Linked DNA regions of Homo sapiens: regions 1 and 2 are each linked to region 3. Evidence: chromatin contacts called from ENCODE Hi-C or POLR2A ChIA-PET data. All regions are on one chromosome and are shown on one strand. Each heading gives the region's core, a stretch centred on a gene start or an enhancer-like site at or near the end of the contact. The rest is flanking DNA. Distances are from core to core; before and after follow the strand shown. Region 1 has its middle 9.0 kb from the start of RPS14. Region 2 holds the start of CLMAT3 (colorectal liver metastasis associated transcript 3). Region 3 holds the start of GPX3 (glutathione peroxidase 3).

What was found. Hi-C counts contacts between places; a loop is a spot of excess contacts on that map. ChIA-PET counts read pairs that join two places held with the same protein, here RNA polymerase II (POLR2A). Pooled maps may share reads with other maps.
Region 1: a map of ovary shows a loop between it and region 3 (5-fold over the local background). The contact joins the enhancer-like site here to the promoter of GPX3 in region 3. A Hi-C loop is called at or near these places in 1 of 168 maps with a recorded cell type or tissue (ovary), 2 of 37 single-sample maps with no recorded cell type and 1 of 50 pooled maps. POLR2A ChIA-PET finds 5 or more read pairs at or near these places in 1 of 52 experiments (activated T-cell).
Region 2: a loop to region 3 is called in a map of psoas muscle, with 4 times the contacts of the local background. The contact joins the promoter of CLMAT3 here to the promoter of GPX3 in region 3. A Hi-C loop is called at or near these places in 1 of 168 maps with a recorded cell type or tissue (psoas muscle) and 6 of 50 pooled maps. POLR2A ChIA-PET finds 5 or more read pairs at or near these places in 1 of 52 experiments (IMR-90).

Annotation. Positions count from the first base shown.
Region 1 is chr5:150,457,009-150,460,497 of GRCh38, forward strand. No RefSeq gene overlaps it. Among named protein-coding and RNA genes, the nearest start is that of RPS14, 9.0 kb to the left of the region's middle. RefSeq lists a silencer at 1,894-1,963 and an enhancer at 2,768-2,867. Within about 2 kb of position 1,988, at least 7 of the 41 ENCODE cell types and tissues checked have a DNase peak (open chromatin) inside an H3K27ac peak, as active enhancers do.
Region 2 is chr5:151,675,617-151,678,835 of GRCh38, forward strand. It overlaps CLMAT3 (colorectal liver metastasis associated transcript 3), which reads left to right and starts at 1,329. Exons shown (of 5, transcript NR_109873.1): 1 at 1,329-1,431. SPARC (secreted protein acidic and cysteine rich) reads right to left here. Exons shown (of 10, transcript NM_003118.4): 2 at 516-585. The coding sequence starts at 572.
Region 3 is chr5:151,018,924-151,022,438 of GRCh38, forward strand. It overlaps GPX3 (glutathione peroxidase 3), which reads left to right and starts at 1,668. Exons shown (of 5, transcript NM_002084.5): 1 at 1,668-1,818. The coding sequence starts at 1,732. RefSeq lists an enhancer at 3,113-3,515.

The sequences.
Region 1 (3,489 bases), core at 738-3,237, 560 kb before region 3:
TTCATAGACAGCTCTTGAGTTTTTCTGCAGAGGTGTGCCAGGGGGCAGATGGAGAATGGGAATGTGAGATCAAGAGGTTCTTTTTTTTCCTTTTTTAAGGTTGCATCAATAACAGATATTTTAACACTGCTGGGAATAGTCTAGAAGTGAAGGAAAAACATGCTGGAGCCCTGACATTGAGCAGGCAATAGGTAAAGGCCTCTGCTGCGCATGTGGAGGCATCGGCTTTAGGCAGGAATGTGGACAGCTCACCTCAGGTGCTAATGAGGAAGGAAGACGGTGGGGGCAAATGTGGCAGCAGGAGCTGGAGAAAGTTCTCATTCCGGAAGTGGAAAGCAAGCAGCTTCCTCTCAACAACCACAGGAGGTAGAAAATGTTTAATCCCCCCCGTTATAACTGAGGACACAAGGAAAAGGTCAACAGCTCTAAGTGGGGCACCAGGATCTGGGCCCAAGCAGTCTGACTCCAGAGCCCAATTCGTGTAACCTCAGGTACAGGTGTTTTGTAAATATCTGTTGATTGGATGAAGGAAGAGCAAGGAATTAGCCTGCAGCAGCAGAAGCCAAGCCCTTTCCTGGGTCCTCAAGCTCAACCTGGAAGGCCCCGTGCTCCCCATTCTCGGCAGCAGCTCATACTGTCATTTGTCCAGGAGCTCTATCCCCTCCTCCCCTTGAAGGGTAGTTTGCAAATGCAACAGAGGAAGGGTGGGAAGAAGCTGTGGCTCAGAGAGGGTGAGTTTGCTCACCAGGACACACAGCCAGGAATCAGACACCAACTGTGGCCCAGGTGGTCCTGGGACTTGGAGGGAGGACCTTCTCAAAAGTGTTGGCTGCTGTGAAGCTGTCGTGGAGTCATGGGTCTATTGCTGGTCTGAGCCCCAGAACACACATGAGCGCTAGTCTGCGTGTGTAAGTGTGGCACACAAGGGAGAGCGGCGGTGTGTGTGTTGGGGATTAGGCCAGGTGCACACCCTCCAGGGTCCAGGGGAGGAGGGGCTACAAAAGGCCTGGAGATGGCTCCCTCTGTAGCAATGCCCCTCTAGAGACCGGCAGGCTTCGTCCTCCAGGGCTGTAATTCACCTGCTCCCCGTGCTCACAGGACTCACACGCGGTCTGCGAGCAACTGATGGGAGCCCCTGTGTGCCCCAGGACCTGTCATCTCAGCACTCGCCACACAGTGACCGTGTCACGGCCTGCTGCCAAGGGGCTTTGTCTAGCAGGGAATATGGGCAAGAAACAAGGACAAAGTAAGGAACGGGGGATACGGAGGGCTCTGGCTTGCTCAGGGGCCTTGCTGGAGGGCCCAAAATGGGAGTAGGAGACAGCCAGGACAGGAAGAAGAGGGTGGGAGAAAACTCCCAGCTCAGGCCGGGCGCGGTGGCTCACGCCTGTAATCCCAGCACTTTGGGAGGCCAAGGCGGGTGGATCACGAGGTCAGGAGATCGAGACCATCCTGGCTAACATGGTGAAACCCCGTCTCTACTAAAAAAATAAAAAAATTAGCCAGGCGTGGTGGCGGACGCCTGTAGTCCCAGCTACTCAGGAGGCTGAGGCAGGAGAACGGCGTCAACCCGGGAGGCGGAGCTTGCAGTGAGCCGAGATCGTGCCACTGCACTCCAGCCTGGGCGACAGAGCAAGACTCTGTCTCAAAAAAAAAAAAAAAAAAAAAAAAAAGAAAAGAAAAAGAAAACTCCCAGCTCACGAAACAGCACGTGGAAAGGTCTTGAATCAAAGGGGACCTGGGATCATTCAGGGATTCGGGAGAAGTCTCTGTGCTGAGGGGAGGGGGTGGGTGGGAGGTAAGATCAAAGGTTGGGGCCTGGGCCTTGGGGGCGGTGGGTGAGAGGTCTCCCTCGCTCTGACCCAACGGAGGCAGATCCTCGGTTTGATCCTGGGCCCAACTCTGCTCAGTGAGGAATGTCGGGGCGGGGTCCCGGGGTGCGGCCCCACCCACGGTGCGTGGAATACAGGGGCGGGGAACGCCCGCTCTTCCCGAAGTGCCCGCTAGATGGCGCCAGATCTCCGTGCTGCAGGGGAAGGACCCGCCTCGGCGGGGCAGGTACACGTGGAGGGTGGAGGGTGGAGGGTGGAGGGTGGAGGGTGGAGGGTGGAGGGTGGAGGGTGGGCGGAAGGCGCAGGGTGAGGTGTCTAAGCCCAGAAGATGGTTGGGACGTCCTAGGATGTGGTTGTGATGTGACGACGGCCTTGATGTACATTCTCCCTTTGTGTCCCATCACACCCCAGGAGCTCAGATTATTATTCTCATTTTACTCAGCGGGAAGCTTTAAGTAGGATGAGGTCAGGGCTGCGCCCAGGTCACTCAGCTGGTTCAGGGTGGTGAAGTGGACAAAGATGGCACCCGGCCTCTGTGTGCCCTGCCTGCCGCAGGCCAGCTCGCAGAGGGCCTGCGCTCAGTCCATCCAAAGGGAAGGGCAGTGCCAGGGCAGCCCAATGGCTGGCAGTGCCAGGGCATGGATCCCGAGTCGTTTATTCATTCAGCGGGTTTATTGAGCACCTACTGTGTGCCAGGCACTGGTGAGCGATAAAGCAACGGATAACACAGACATGGGTCTCCTTCCCCACGGAAGGGACAACCTAATGGGGAGACAGCCAGGCGTTATACAGATAAGCCTGCCAACAACTTTATTATTAGAGATTGTGGTAAGGGCTATGAAGGAAATACGCACACCTGAGAAGATTCCAAGGTAGGCTCACTCTCGAGGTGGGCAGGGCTCAGGCACAGGGAGGGCTCAGGAGGAGATATGGAAGCTGAGACCTGAAGCGTGCGAGGTGCAGCCATGAGGAGGGCTGGAGGAGCAGCCTTAGGGGCAGAGAGGACAGCAGTGCACAGGCTGCCAAAATTGGGAGGAGCCCGAGGAACTGCAAGGAGGCGGGGCTGGGGCCAGGAGAGAGAAGAGTGTTAGGGCTGTCCCTGAGGGCAGGGGCCAGATCCTCTGGGCCTGCTAGGCCCTGCCTTGTCAAGGAGTGTAGATTTATTATTATCGTTGTTGTTGTTGTTGTTGTTGTTGTTGTTATTATTATTATTATTATTATTATTATTATTATTATTTTGAAACAGTTCTGCTCAGTCGCCCAGGCTGGAGTGCAGTGGCGCGATCTCGGCTCTCTGCAACCTCTGCCTCCCAGGTAGCTGGGATTACAGGCACGTGCCACCACGCCCGGCTAATTTTTGTATTTTTAGTAGAGACAGGGTTTCACCATGTTGGCCAGGCTGGTCTCAAACTCCTGACCTCAAATGATCCACCCGCTCCGGGCTCCCAAACTGTTAGGATTACAGGCGTGAGCCACTGCGCCCGGCCAACTGTAGATTATATTCTGATTGCATGGGAAGGCAGTGAAGAGCTTTAAGCAGGGAGCCACATGTTCTGATTTGTCTTTAGAAGTCCACTCTGGGCCAGGAGTGATGGCTTGCACCTGTAATCCCAGCACTTTGGAAGGCTGAGGCGGGAGGATCGCTTGAGCCCAAGAG
Region 2 (3,219 bases), core at 79-2,578, 660 kb after region 3:
AGCTGCCCTTTTCCAGTCCTCCCCAAGGCCTTTAATATTATAATCTACCTCTGTATCTTCCCCTCCTTCCCCAATTTAGTCAGATTGAACTGTTGCTTACAACCAAACAACCCTCACTGTTTCAGAAGCCAACACATTCCTCTCTCTATAGCTTGAATCTCTTCTAATACCACCCCTACCAGAAATCCCCCACATCCTGTCTCCTGCCTGCTTGAATTCCTCATATGACAAAGAGGTCATTTCCTTCTAAAGCAATCCTAGTTCATTGCTGGGAGGCTCTGACTACTAAGAAGTTTATCTAACATTACATGGAACTCTCTCTTCTCTGATACCTCCACCCAATGGTCCTCATCCCAGTTTTTATCCCGAGCTTCCTAACTTAAGAAAAAAAAAAGACCACTAACTTGAAATGGGGAAGTCCCTGTTCCCTTTCAGCATCCAGGGCTGGCAGGCTCAGAACCCCTGGTGCTAGCGGTAGGAATGAAAACAAGAAGACATGATATTTAGGTACTTACAGGGGCTGCCAAGGCCCTCCCGGCCAGGCAAAGGAGAAAGAAGATCCAGGCCCTCATGGTGCTGGGAACCCTATGGGGAGGAGAGATTGAGAGTTCAGTGAGGGTGAGACTTCCTTATGGAGATTTCCTTCTGAATTCCTGATATGTGCAAGATAATGTTAGATGGTACAAGTTAAATGATAGTGAAAAACATGAGGAGGTTGGTTCCATTTAATATTCTTTCAATTCTGCTTATATGAGAAGAAAGTCTCAGTTTGGTGCCAAGATGTCTTAAACACCTCCTTTATACTCATCTATCTCCTTTTTTAACAAAAAGAGAATAAGCCTCCAGCTCAGAGCTTCCACAGGAAGTTATATCCAGCTGGAACTGAATCAAGTTGTTTTGTTTTTTTTATGTGTTTGTTTTTACAGTTTCCTTCTATTTATGACAAAGGTACACAGAGTTTTTTCCATTTATGGTAGTGATATAAAATCTGCTTTTGTAATACATTTATTAAAGTTTTTGCAAAGTGATTCAACTAAGGTGATGGGCTAACTAGTTAAGTTTGGGCAATGCCAAACCAGATCATCTTCAAGGTCCCTTCAATCCCTGATATTCTAAAATTATTTTTTTCCCTAAACCCAATCTCTCCTCTTCCTCCTCTGTCGCCTCCTCCCCCTCCTTCCTACTCCCTCTGCAATGGGAGAAGTTAATAGGCAGGAACTTCTTGCCAGTTTGGGACAATGAGATCCACATTCTAAAACAAAGAACAATAGTCTTGGAATGTAACCCATGGAAACTTGAGGGTGGCCACATTTTTCTCCATTCTACCCAGAAGAGACAGCACTTCTTTAGGTCCTGTACGGAAACCATCCAGATGCTTCCATGTGTTGCAGAGGGGATGTTAGCTGAGATCTAGAAAATACCTCTGTTCTGGTAACTGTTAAGGCCTCATTCTCTAAATGCCAAGCTCTAGACTCTAATACTCTCATGACTATAAGGGATTTTGGAGCAGTATCTCCTCTGAGGATTCAAAACTAAAATGCTATTCCTAACAGAGGCTCTGTGGTGGAGACATTTCATTTCTTGCACTAACTAAATGGCTTTTCATTCTCAAGTGACTTTAGAAAGTTCTTTCTTTTACTGATCTAAATGTGCCTCCCTCAAACTTTCTGATCTGTCTACCCCATCTCCCCTGCAGCCACAAAGAACAAACCTGCTCTCTCTACCCACAAATAACCTTCCATCAGGAGCAACAGTGGCCATGTCTTCCCTCTTTCTTCTCCCAAAACCTCCCTGTCAGGCTCATCATCCCTTATTTCTTCCAAGACTTCTCAACTGACCAAATGGTGGTGGGAGGTAACCCGGCATCATGGAGAAAAATACTCAGCTTGAAATTAAATGCCAGGGGGTCTTGTTCTACCACAGTAGTATCAAGTCTTTTGGTCTCTCTAGACCTTGGTTCCCCCATCTATCAATTGAAATGGGTAGACTAGGTGAACTTTGAAGTGGCAGCCTCGGTCCTTAAAATGCTCTTAAGACACCCCAAGCACATTCTGGTCTTGACACATATGGTCTCCTCTGGGATCATATGTCTTCACTTGTACTATAGCATTTGGGAAGCAGAAACAGGCAGAGGAAGAGCCCACTTCATAATGGTCCTTTCTTGGGCTTAAAGAGACACAAAACCTCACCCCCTATTGCACAGAGTGAATGAAGTAAAACTAACAGAAATGTAAAGGACCTGGGGGTTTGGTATTGCTTCACAATAACCCCAACTTCCAGAGGAGTCTAGTCTTCCCTTTTGAGGCAGCTTGTGGAATGTTCCTCCCCTCACACAGTTGTTCACTTGTTCCCCAGGCTTAAGTGGAAAAATCTCCCTTCTTGCTTCCCCTTTTGGAAGACGCAAGATAAATAACTCCTGCATGTGGCTTGGGACAAATGGAACAGAAAAGAAAACATCAAGGAAGGACTTGTCTGAGATAGTTTGAGGTTGAAGGATCAAAGTGAAATAGCAGCTAAAACAAAACAAAACAAAAAGTTACCCTGTCTGAGCTATAATGACAGGGAAGTCATGTTATTGAAGAAATAGCCCAGCTAGGACTGGAAATGTAGTAAGCTTCAGATTAGAAAGACAGGAAGACAGACATTTCCCTGAGTCTGCGTCCTTCATATGAGCAGAGTAACCGCGCTCCCCTCTGTGACCAGGGGAAGGTTTCGCTGGGCGGCTCTTCTGTCTGTCCTGCCTCCTCATCTTCCTGAATTCCTTTTCCAGCTGCACACTCACCCTCCCTGCCACCCCCATCCCTGCTGTTGCAGCCAGAAGAGAAAAATAACTCTAAGTCTTATAGTGCTGCTTCATAGTTTCTAAAGCACTGTCACATAACACTGTCTCCTAGAGCCTTCTGACAATGCTGGGAAGTAGGCAGACAGGCATGGAAGGGTTCTTAGTCCCACTGTCCTAATGGGGAATCTGAGGTTGAGAGGGAGGAAGCACTTGTCCAAAGTCATGCAACAATTCAGGCCCTCTCCAAATAGGCAAGCGTTCTCACTCATGGAGTTGGGGTGAGCCTAATAGGAATTACGCTCAGACAAGTGGGAGTGGGGGAGAAATGCAGAGAGACTGTTAAGAACAGAACGCAAAATCTTGGAATACACCTTAAAAGTTTTGGAAGAAAACTGTAAACACAAACACAAAATCTGGGTCCTGCCCAGCACCCGGTG
Region 3 (3,515 bases), core at 418-2,917:
TTGAATAAAACGTATTGAGCACTTACTGTGTGTCAGCCATTGTTCATATGCTCCCAGGCTTTAACTCAGCTAAAGACTTCCTGGCCTCTGTGGTTCCTTCCACTTCAACAGGCTGTGGTTTGAGGTGGGAAGACTTCGTAGAGAATGCAAAACTTGAGAGACATCTTCCAAATTCCCAGGGGGATGTTAATACCTTTAATCATAGTAAAGGTATGGTTTCTCAAGGCATTTCTTGGTCAGAAGAAAGTTCCAGAAGGCACTTAATCCTAGGACTCACACTACCAAGGCTACAGCCAGGCCAACTGCCTCACAATAACCTTAGAACATGTCTGAAGACAGATTTTCAGCTTCTGCCCCTAGAGATTCTAATGCAGTGATTCCAAAGTGGGGTCCAGGAATCTGTATTAAAGGCTTCCCAGTTGACTCTGGTGGTCAGAGAGATTTGAGACTGATTCCATCACATTCCCCATCTGTGAACGGGATCATACCTAGACAGCCCAGCCCTAGAACTGCCTGGTCTGATCCTAAGTGTTCCATGGAGATTTTGTTTTTTTAATGTAATGAATGATTAAGTCAGCAAATACTTTACATCTCTTGTGTGCTAGGCCCTGTGCCAGGTGGTGATTATGGGCCCTATTCTCAAAGGACTCCTGGTCTCCGTCTGTCACTTACTTTAGAAACAAGTCATCTAGCCAGAGCCAGAAGGGCACTGGAGATCACTAATCAATCCCATCATTACATAGCTGAGGAAACTGAGGCCCAGAGAGTAACTGCAACATGTTAAAGACTACACAGGGAGCAAATTTATTTTCTGCTTCTAAGCCAGGTGGTTTGGCCACAGATAGGCCAAGAAGAATACGAACAGACAAGCCTTGCTGGGTTTCCCACTCAGTTTATTACTATTAGACCATTCCCTTTTTCCCCACTCACATTTCTGCGCATTTCCATGGTCTTCATAGAATCTAAGCCTAAAAATAGAGTTTTCCTTGAGTCTTTGGGTCTTCATTTCTGAAGACTCTCATGTCACAGAAAACTTTAATTAAATAAATCGTTATGCTTTTCTCTTGCTAACCTTTTTCTACAGGCATGTCAGCTGTGATCCTTATGATGGGGAGGAAAGGCACCCCACCTTCTCTGTCCCTACAGTCCTAATGCCCTACCCAGAATGGGGTTTTCAAAATCCCAGGACACCCACTCTTTGTTTCTTAAGCACTAAACCTATATATAGTAAATGTTTCTGGAAGTTTAACTTCAGCTCTTGCTGAAATTTTAAACCCTCAATTTCCAGAGGACCATCGCCAGGTGTTTTTAAAACCTCGATAGGAATAAGAAATGCTTCCCAGAATGGAGACTTCCATCAGTTCTAGGGAGCTATTAGCCCCCTTGCCCTGGCTGTAATGGAGACCGCTGTGTCTGCCTCCTTTCGCACTTTGGAGCCAAAAGAGGAAGGGACCGCCTCCCACGTCCACAGGGACCTGACTTCCACCTCTCTGCCCAGATTTGCTTATGTCACTGTCGCCCCGGGACGGGGAGGTGGGGAGCTGAGGGCAAGTCGCGCCCGCCCCTGAAATCCCAGCCGCCTAGCGATTGGCTGCAAGGGTCTCGGCTTGGCCGCGGATTGGTCACACCCGAGGGCTTGAAAGGTGGCTGGGAGCGCCGGACACCTCAGACGGACGGTGGCCAGGGATCAGGCAGCGGCTCAGGCGACCCTGAGTGTGCCCCCACCCCGCCATGGCCCGGCTGCTGCAGGCGTCCTGCCTGCTTTCCCTGCTCCTGGCCGGCTTCGTCTCGCAGAGCCGGGGACAAGAGAAGTCGAAGGTGAGTGAGCCTCCGGGCCGGGGGCCGGGAGAAAAAACCTAGCCCCTCGGTGTCCAGCGCTCAGTGCAATGCACCCCTTTTCCCAGGCTCCCCGCCAGATGGGCAATCCCCAGGTGCGAGAGACCTCCTGAACCCCTTTTGCCGCCCCCTCCGCCGCCGGGACCCCGCCCCCGACCGTCGTCGTCTCGTAGTTCCATCTGTTGGAGAGCCGAGACCTGGTGCTTCAGGCGGGCAGAATGACTAAGGGAGGAAGGTCTCTCTCCCCGAGCTCGCACTTTCTCCCCACTGCCACCTCGAGGGTCGCCTTGCTACATCTATGTCACCTCCGTGCCTGAGCTGCTCCCCTTCAGTAGGGCCTAAGAGGGAGGGCGTCACAGAAAAAAATGCCCAGCGTCTGGGTGGGCTGTGCAAGTTCCCAGGGAGAGAGACAAGGAGAAAGGAGAGAGGCAGCTGGGTGGTCCTGGTCCTGAAGAACTGCTGTGGGGGGCTCTTCTACCCCAAGAATGATACAGGCAGGTAGAAATGGCCACTTGGATTCAGGGCATTGGTAGAAGAGGCAGAGATCTGTGCTAGAAAGAGCTCTGGAGTGACAGTGCAGAACACTCAGGACCCTGAGTCCTTACCTGCTCCTGGACCCCCGTTTCTCCATCTGCAGGGGAGAGTTTGGGGGTGGGAGTGCATGGGGCACAATGAAGCTGAGGGCCTCAGAGGGGATGCTTGGAGAAGCTGAAAAATCCACAAGCTGTTCTCTGAAATTTCCTCCCCTGGGGCAGCCTCACTACCCAGGACCCACTGTCCTCATTAGCCTGAGGAAACCTGGTAGTTGGAGAAAGCTGGGGACTGCTAATTCAGAAGAAGAGGTAGAATTCTCTAGAGCCTCAGTCTATTTCCAGCAGGTGTGTGGCCCACACCTGGAGTGGGGATACTGAGGCCAGGAGTGGGATGACCCAGCATGCTTATCTCCTTTGACAGTATGTACTGGGGTGGGCTCTGTAGACCTCTCCTCTACCCAGGGAGTGGGAGTGGGTGGGGAAGGAGGCAGAAGCCAGGTGTAGGGATAGACTCAAAGCGAGCGATTTCTGTCTCCAACTTCCCAACATGCATAACTCACATTTTTGCAAGCTCTGAGCTTTTGTTTCTAAAATCCTCTGGGTCTTCACTTTAATTAAGTTCTTATGAGTCTAGGATTCCGTTTCCAAAATTCTGTCCACTTCTCAGGAAGCCCATTGGAAGCACAGGGTTCCTTCCATGTTACTCACCCCTTTTCGGTCCTCAGCCTAAATCCGATTAATCAGCCTCTCCTTGGAGTCAGTCTAAATGGATGTGAAGCCACTTCGTCCAAGTCCCCTCCTTTTTATCCATCCCTGTTCATAATCCCCAACTCAGAAGGCATTTTCCAGGTCAGGAATGGGATCGATTTTCAACATTGAGGTTTGGGGTGGGCCATAGACAGGCCAGCACCGTGGAGTCAGTCCCAACCTTCAGTTTTGGAAAGGTCAAAGAAGATACAATTGGGCCCTGCCTCAAGAAGGCTAGTGGGGAGAACGTGGACTCCATGAATAACTCATCATAGCTGTGTCTTCTCTGCAGCACTCTGGGGAAGGATAAATGGACTCAGAGAGAATAGGATGGGGATGGTCTAGAAAAGTTTTAGGGTGAGGTGTGATCATATCACATACAACCAGTCAGGACTTGCT